Regions from separate parts of the Mus musculus genome. Here all the other regions are linked to region 2. Evidence: chromatin contacts called from ENCODE Hi-C or POLR2A ChIA-PET data. All regions are on one chromosome and are shown on one strand. Each heading gives the region's core, a stretch centred on a gene start or an enhancer-like site at or near the end of the contact. The rest is flanking DNA. Distances are from core to core; before and after follow the strand shown.

Evidence for each region. A loop is a pair of places that touch in the nucleus more often than their neighbours do. ChIA-PET counts read pairs that join two places held with the same protein, here RNA polymerase II (POLR2A).
Region 1: a loop to region 2 is called in a map of heart, with 2.2 times the contacts of the local background. The contact joins the promoter of Snx21 here to the promoter of Dnttip1 in region 2. A Hi-C loop is called at or near these places in 4 of 37 maps with a recorded cell type or tissue (adrenal gland, gastrocnemius and heart). POLR2A ChIA-PET finds 5 or more read pairs at or near these places in 3 of 5 experiments (Patski and embryonic stem cell).
Region 3: POLR2A ChIA-PET joins it to region 2 with 14 read pairs in Patski. The contact joins the promoter of Acot8 here to the promoter of Dnttip1 in region 2. A Hi-C loop is called at or near these places in 1 of 37 maps with a recorded cell type or tissue (gastrocnemius). POLR2A ChIA-PET finds 5 or more read pairs at or near these places in 2 of 5 experiments (Patski and embryonic stem cell).

What each region holds. Positions count from the first base shown.
Region 1 is chr2:164,784,607-164,787,306 of GRCm38, reverse strand. Snx21 (sorting nexin family member 21) reads right to left here and starts at 1,286. Exons shown (of 3, transcript NM_133924.3): 1 at 983-1,286; 2 at 452-609. The coding sequence starts at 1,241.
Region 2 is chr2:164,744,710-164,747,409 of GRCm38, reverse strand. Dnttip1 (deoxynucleotidyltransferase, terminal, interacting protein 1) reads right to left here and starts at 1,395. Exons shown (of 13, transcript NM_133763.1): 1 at 1,252-1,395; 2 at 633-703. The coding sequence starts at 1,356. It also overlaps a transcript of Wfdc3 not described here.
Region 3 is chr2:164,803,545-164,806,244 of GRCm38, reverse strand. It overlaps Acot8 (acyl-CoA thioesterase 8), which reads left to right and starts at 1,364. Exons shown (of 6, transcript NM_133240.2): 1 at 1,364-1,555. The coding sequence starts at 1,428. Zswim3 (zinc finger SWIM-type containing 3) reads right to left here and starts at 1,131. Exons shown (of 2, transcript NM_178375.2): 1 at 814-1,131. The coding sequence starts at 968.

The DNA.
Region 1 (2,700 bases), core at 37-2,536, 40 kb before region 2:
AGGAAACTGGGGGCCACTGAGGCCACAGAACCCACCCAAGGGGAAGCCACTGGTAAACACAGGGGATGTGAATCAAGACTGGTCTGGATCCAAAGCCCATTTCCTTAATCCTGACCCATGCCACTGGGTCTCAATACTGTGTCCTGCTGCGGTTGACAGAAACCCACAGGGTACAGAAAGAAACACACATCAGTTCTCGTAACCTCAAGACTAGGACAGGAGGCAACTCCTAAGGCCACATTCTCAGTTTTAGAGAAACTAAGTCATTTGCCTGAGGACGTGTTCAGTTGACACCCATCTTCTCATCTGGTCTCAGTTCCCCCAGGTGTAAAATAAGGACATCCTTTTATAACTGCATGGCCACGACCCCCGCCCCAAAATCTGTGCTATTTCCTTTCTCTCAGCTAGACATCTAGACTCGCTGCTCAAGGGTTCCTGGAACCTCACTCACCACGTACTTGGAGGGAGGGTCTTTGACAACATTGGCGCTGGTCACCTCAAAGAGCAGCCTCTGTGGAACTAGGGTGTTCCGAGACTTTTTCCAGAAATCCTGCAGCTGGCGGGCCAGGAGTTGACTGCTCCGTTGTCCATCAGGTGGGGGACTTCGTTCTGCACAAGCACATGACCCGTCATTATGGGGGTGGCTAGCTCCAGAGTTAACGTAAACAAAATGCCATGACCTCATTCACAGAAGCGAGATGTGCTTCACCCCAGCGCCTGGCTTACAGTGGATGCTAAACCTCCACCCGAAGCAGCTAGCACACACGTTTGTTTCCCTGGTCCTGTGCATTTAATATCTACAAAAAACCCGAGATGGTGTGATTCCCATAGTGTTGTGAGTCAAGGTCACACAGCCAAACCGTGTCTGGAAGAGCTTATAGTGTCAATAGTTTCAGAGAGAAAACTCAGGATGCCCTCGGACCGCGTCCAGCGGGGAGGCCTAACCGAGCCCCGGGGTTCCTGTCTGTCCTCCCGCACTCGCCTGCGTCTTCTCCCGATGCCCCGTCTCCTGAGGGCGGCGAGTCGAGGCCCGCCTCGTCGTCCTCGTCTTCGTCGTCAGGGTCATCCTCCGCACTAGTGAAGCTGAGGGTGCCACTGAGGCGGGAGGACAGGCCCTCGGCGTCATCGTCCTCCAGCTCTGAGCTCTCAGGGAACTGCTCGGCCTCTGGGCCCGCCGCCGCCTCCCCGGGGCCATCGCTGGCCAGGGCGTGTCGCAGCCGGTGTAGGAGCCGCGAGGCCATGGCACCCAGGGGGGAGCGCGCCACGCTGGGTCCAGGGCTGAAGAGGGAGGGGACCCCCGCCCGGAGAGGGACCCGGGGGCGTGTCAGGGGCGTGGCACAAGAGGCCACGCCCACGGGCCGCGGCCGCTGGGGACGTGCGGGAGGCCGGCCTCTGCCCTGTTCCTCCCGCAGGCCGGGACGCGCCTCCACCCACCGCGTCCCAAGTGCGTTCGGGGCGGGCTCCCGGGATTTGGTGCAGCAGCCTGGCGGATTTAAGAGGCTCTCCGCCCAGGCAGCTCACGGCGCCGCCTCGCTGCTTCCTGCCGCCGCTCCGCCTCCGCCCCGCCAGCTCCCTCTCCCGGAGCTGTTAGAATCCCAAGCCGCTGCCTGCGGGAGGGACGCGGAGGGCAGCCGGGCGGGCCAAGGCTTCCCCCGAAACCCAGCCGGATCGTGGTGGCCGCGCCCCCTCTTGGACTCGCCCACCCCTCCTGGTCTCCTGAGGCCGCCCCAAGCTTTACCCCTAATCTCCATACAGTGCCATGTAACTTTACAGTGTAATTTCGCGGCATTTGGGAGCTCGGCTCTCCCTTGAGTGAAGCTTGAAATCCGGTTTCGTCCAGCCTAGGTTTTCTCATATGAAACAAGAATACTAATACTCATACTAAATTTTCACTCATACTAAATTTTCAGCTCTTGTAAAAACCCCAGTCCGGTGCCTGTGTGAGAAACCTAGCCCTTCCCAGTTTCGTTTGAACTTAACCTGGGGGAAGTAGTCAAAGAGGAAAACATCCAGAGAGGCTGTTACTTGTTCAAGGTTGCCCAGTTTGTCAGAGATCTCTAGCGTGGGAGCTCTTGAACTGATTTATTTTCCCACGCGTGCGGGGTTGCTTGGGTAATCTCTATAACTCTCTTGGAGAACTGCAGTTTATCTTTTACTGCAGGGTAGCAGTAGTCAGGAAAATGATTGCTGATCCCTGTCCCAAGGCTTACATGTCAGACCTAGCAGGCAGATTTGGCTAGTTAGACAATAAAACAAGTTATCTCAAAGGCCAGGTGTGGTGCTCCTGTGGCTCATGCCATTAATCCTAGCCCTGGCTCTCGGGAGGCAAAGGTAGGAGGATCATTGTGAGTTCAAGAACAGCCTGGTTTACTGTTGAGGTCCAGAACTAAATAGAGACCCTGCCTCAAAATTATCTCAGACAGTATCAAAATTAAGTATCTCCTATCCCCTTTTAGGGCGTGGGAGAGGGATGGAGGATATGAACGGAAAGACCTTCCTGGCCTTTACTGAACAGAAGGGTCTCAGATTTTAGCACTCATGGCGTCTTGTAAGTATTTCATACACTGTCACATGTCAGTCTCAGAGGATGAAGTTACAGTAATGATTATTTTTCTAAACGATTTATTTATTTCATATATGTGGTTATACTGTCGCTGTCTTCAGACACAGCAGAAAATGGCATTGGATGACCATTACAGA
Region 2 (2,700 bases), core at 146-2,645:
GACTACTCAGCTAGTTAGCAACATGGGATTCTAAAATTTATTTCATTATAACTCTGTGAAATAGGAATTATTTTCCAAGTATTTTATGAAATATAATACACACATATTTTTTCTTTTCCTTTTTTAGAGACAGAGTCTCACTATGTAGTCTGGTTGTCTTGGAACTCACTACATAGATCAGGCTGGCCTTAAACTCACAGAGGTCTGCCTGCCTCTGCCAAGTATTGTAATTAATAAATGATTATCACTATCCCAGGTCAAAAATACAAGAAGAATTCCCAAGGCCCATCCCTTCCCCAGGCTGGATGCCCCATGTCAAAGCTGAGAAAACAGAGTCTAAGAAAAGCTAAAGGCTTGTGTTAACAAACATCTCAGTCTGCATTAGAACAGATGTCTGTAATCTTGAATTCACATCCTCTGACTTACAGACTTCAATCACGGAGACAGACTAGACGTTCATTCCTTCCCTGCTTGGTTAGGATGTGGACCTGACAAGGTGACAGGAAGTTACAGCCTCCCCACTCCTGTGCTCTTTACGGGCTGTTGATCTCAGACTCCTACAGTGGGGTTCCCAAAGCACTCACTGCAGTCCACACAACTGGATCTCAGGTCTCACCCAGGTCGAGCCTTACCTTGTGGTCATCTGAGATCGGCGGCCCCTTCGCTGCACCTGCCGATGTTTTATCATTATGTTCCAAGGGTTCTGTTGGGGACCAAGTGGGCAAATGTCACCGAGGCTTCTCATAGTGAGGATGAGGAGAAAGTGAGTATGGCGCTAAACCTAGACGTTCCTGCTTCTCACTTCTCCCACCTTGGGGTGAAGGGGAATTAATTCAGTGGCTGGAAGACCCTGTCAGGGTGGAGGAACTGGGAAAATGTTTTCTGTCACCAATGTCCAAAGCTCGCTTTTTCTGGAAGAGCAAGAGGAAGGGCAGCAGTGTTTACCTAGGGTCTACTATGAGGCGGGTGACGAGTCAGGGCGTTCTACCCGCCTTTATCAGCCCATCCCACCACAACTCCAGCAAGCTCGGGTTATTGCTGTTCATTTCACAGAAGAGAAACCTGGCGCTCAGAGGGTGTCACATCAGGCCCACGTCACCTAGCTACAATCTGAATCCAGCTTGTAGCGGCACTGAGAAAACGACATTCCCAGGGCCGCACGGCCGCCGCGTTCTTTCGCCCGCGGGCCCGGGGCCCGGGAGCCCGAGGCCCTGCCCGGCCCGAGCCCCGGCCTCGCCCGGGCGCCCTCACCGTGAGAACCGGCTGGCCCGCCGCGCCCGCGTCGCCCAGCTCCAGGCCACCTCGCTCCGCCCCGCCGGGGCCCCGCGGCTGCTCGGTGTCGCCAGTCGCCCCCATGGCGCCCCCCGGCCCACAACAACCTCAGCTCGACTCAGCCACCGGAAAGCGGCGCCGTGACGTCACGGGAGCGCCCGAGCCACCCGGCCGGAAGCGCGACGCGCGTGCGCCGTGGGGTTGCTATGGGAACCGAACTGCCGCCTAGGAGCCACCTCGTCTTTGGTGTCGGGGACGACGTTGAGGCTTCCAGACCCCTGGGAGACAACGGCTGGGGACCGAGTGTGGGTGTTCGGGGGCCATTCAGTCAAGGGACGAGGGCGGTGTGAGGGCAGCAGAGCATACACTTCAGCGGGGGAGCACGGGGCTTCGGATGAGGGCAGCCCGAAGTTCAATCTTTGAAAACCGCAGGAACATCTGAAATCTTAGCACAGCCTCCCCCGAATTGGAGTAGTCTGACTCAGGAACCGGGAAAGCCAACAAAAGAAGGGGTTGTTGGTGCCACCCTAAATACCCAAACACCTAAACACCATACTACTAGCCTTTGCGGGCTGCCGCTTGTGTCGAAAGGCATCAGAATGAAAGTTGGGTTTTGGCTTGTGAACTAGTCCTGTTGCAGAGAGCTGGCCTTCTCTCCCCTAGATGGTTGATTCTGGGATAGGTAGGGGATGAAAGGTTTAACAACTGTGGCGTTCTCCAGAGCTCCTCTTAGCACTACCTCAGAGAGGTAAGCTGTCTGTGAAAGAATTCGGATTCAGTTACGGGTGATAAAATAACTCTTCTCGGGTCACAAGAAGCAGGTAGTGTAACGTATATGAATTTTGTGTTAGGAAAGATCTAGATTCCAACCTGATGTGATATGATCGTTAACGTTGGATAGGGCCTGGTGTGATAACATAACCCCAACACCGAGGAAGGAAGTAGCTGTGGTGTAGAGCTGTCTCAAAGCCAAAGGCTAAGAACATTGGCTGTGGGACTGGATCGCTTACCGCTATTCTCCTGCATACTAATTGCACGGTCATTCGTCCACAGTTTCAAGTATTCCAGCCTGGACCATGTAACTAAGGATCTGCCTCCACCTCCACAATGCCGGTTCACAGGCATGCCACAGTCCACGTTTGGTTTATGTCGTGTTGGAAATTGACCCCAGAGTCGTCATATGGTTGATACTAGGGCTGGATTATTTTATGCAAAGCACTTAAAACTTTGGTATAAGTAACTCCTTAAATTATTCTAATATAATAGTAATTTCCAGCAACCGTCACTTAAGGACTTTTTCCTCTGAAATATTATTGTATGTATTAAAATACTGCATATAAAACACATATTAGATAATCAACAATGCCAGTTTTGTTCCATGTTCCAACGTCCACTTTTATTTTTTTAGGTTTACTTATGTGTATGAGT
Region 3 (2,700 bases), core at 115-2,614, 59 kb before region 2:
TCTGTGTAGCCCTGACTGTCCTGGAAGCTGCTCTGTAGACCAGACTGGCGTCGAACTCACAGAGATCTGCCTGCCTCTGCCTCCTGAGTGCTGGGATTAAAGGCTTCCACCACCAACCCCCTTTCCCTGTATTTTTTTTTTTAAACCAAACTGATTTGTCTCAAACTCATGACCCGCCGGCCTCAACCTTTTCGCATTGGGCTTCTAAACCTGCACCCTTATTCTTTCTTTCAAAGAAAAACTAAAAGCTAAATTTATAGTAGGCTGTTTCACCTGAACCCTAAAAGCCCTGGCGTTTTCATCAGCTTTTAGCCCCTAAAGTCAAATGAGTCAGGGAGCTACCACCAATAATTCTGACACACAGCCCTGCAGAGTAAGAAAGGCACTCAGGGAGCACCACCTTGGATAAGGAAGGTGTTTGAAAACGGCTGTATCTGGAGCTCAAGAATCATTTACAAAATCAATCACCGAAAAGAACCAACCAACCAACCAATGAGCACCATTACTGCTTTGTAAAGAGGAGGCTAATGGAGGAAATTATTACTAAGGCGTTTCAATTCACTCCTCAACCAGCCTTGCGCTTGAGATAGATTCTCTCAACAAACAAATAAAACGGAAAAACAACAAGATGCAGTTACTGCGAATTCCCAGGAAAGCTCGTGAATGAAGGAGTGGGAGCAAGCGCGGCGGGTAGCAAAGGCCACGCCGGTGAGGTTTCCCTCGTTTTTCCGCAGGCACGGGGAACGTGGCTCCTCCATGCACGCCCTCCTCCTCCAGGCAGCCCTCCTCCCCACCCTCCTGCCCCGCCCTTACAGGATATCCTCGCGGAAAGAGGTGCCGTTGTTGAGGTTATGGAAGCGGACGGAGATGCAGTCCCTGACAATGAAGGAGCACCTGGTCTCCTTTTTGTAGGCGCTGAAACACTCCTTGAAGTCCTCGTAGGTCTTAAAGCAGCTGCCTAGCTCCATGGCCGGGGACTGGCCCTCCTAGAACCTAGAACCACGGCAGGGGTCAGAGGTCACTGGGTAACGGCTGGCACGGGCCCAGCTGCGGTCCCGAGTGAGTGGCTTACAGGGCGCTTGGGAGGAGCCCAGAACAGGAGGAGACCGGTAACAGCAACCTAGGGGCGACTTTGCTCAGTGACAGAAGAGGAAAGACGCTCATCCCTTATTATTCATCTCCAAGGCTCCGCCCCCTCGCTGATTCACCCAATCACACGCGGATGTCCAAAACTGACACAAATATCCTCCAATCTTAAGATAGAGCTAGCCGCGCCCACTCTGAAATTGACAAGCACATCGACCAATCACAATCTGCGTCTCGCTCCCCGGAGCCCTTGGGATTTCCGGCCCCTGGAGCGACCTTCCGGAAGCGCTGGGAGCCTATATAAGTTTCCGCGTTTCTCTCAACCGCAGCCAGCAGTGAAAATGTCAGCGCCAGAGGGTCTGGGAGATGCTCATGGCGACGCCGACCGCGGCGACCTTTCCGGGGACCTCCGTAGTGTGCTGGTCACGAGCGTGCTCAACCTCGAGCCGCTAGATGAAGATCTCTACAGGTAGCCGGTAGCGCCTCTGAACTAGGCTCGCACCCCTCTTTCAGTATAGAGTCGCGATTACTGCCATCTCCCTGTGAACCTCAGTTCTGGGGTTAAGAGTTGGATGCAAGCTCTGCTGCAGTTAGAAGGCATGTCCCTGGCATCCATCCTTGCTTCCTCTTCAGGAGGCGATCTGGGGGGTGGGGGGGGAAGGTGTGTGTGTGTGTGTGTGTGTGTGTGAGAGAGAGAGAGAGAGAGAGAGGGAGAGAGGGAGAGAGGGAGAGAGGGAGAGAGGGGACAGAGACTCCGCTACCCCACAAGGCAGCTTAATCTGGTAGACTGAGTGTGCGTGTGTGTTCGTTTGTTCAAGCCATCCCTTAATGTCTGGTAAGTCATTACTTATCTTTCACTGAAGTGGGTTTGTAACAATTTTTTTGTTTTGTTTAGAGACAAGATGTCACTAAATATAGTCCTGGATGACCTGGAATTCACTATATATATATGAATGGAGAGGGAGAGAATGAGAGAGAGAGTATATATATATACACAGCAAGTTGGCTTGGAACCCACAGGGATCCACCTTCATTTGTCTCTTAAGCGCTGGCAGGAGTTCACCACCAGGTCTAGCTGGTTGTCTTGTTTTGTTTTGAGACAGGCTTTCTGTATAGCCCTCCCTGGCTAACCTGGAACTCTGTGTAGACCTGGCTGGCCTTGAGCTCACAGAGGCCAGTGTATCTCTGCCTCCCAAATCCTGGGCTCAAAGGTGTGTACCACCATGCCTGTTCAGTGACAGTTCTGACCCATGCAGCCCTTACGACTTTATCAGAAGCTATCGTTCTTCCAGCTAGGTAATTACTGTCTTGGGCCAGGAGCGCTTTTCAAATTGTTCTGTAAAGAAAAAACTGACAATCTCAGGGTTGAGTGCTAGGACTCAGGGTTCAGGCTCCAGCACTGGGCAAGCCCTTTCACCTAGATTAATCTGCAGGTAGCCGGCAGCGCCTCTGATTTCGGCTAGATTAATCTGCATTCAGTTTCACAACCTCAGACTGTTTTTTTTTTTTTTTTTTTTTTTTTTTTTTTAAGGGAGTTATATGGGAAGTCTTGAAGTCCTTTTAGCTCTGAAACTAGTTCCTGGAAGAGCTGCCTTGTCATGGTTAAGGAGTGCC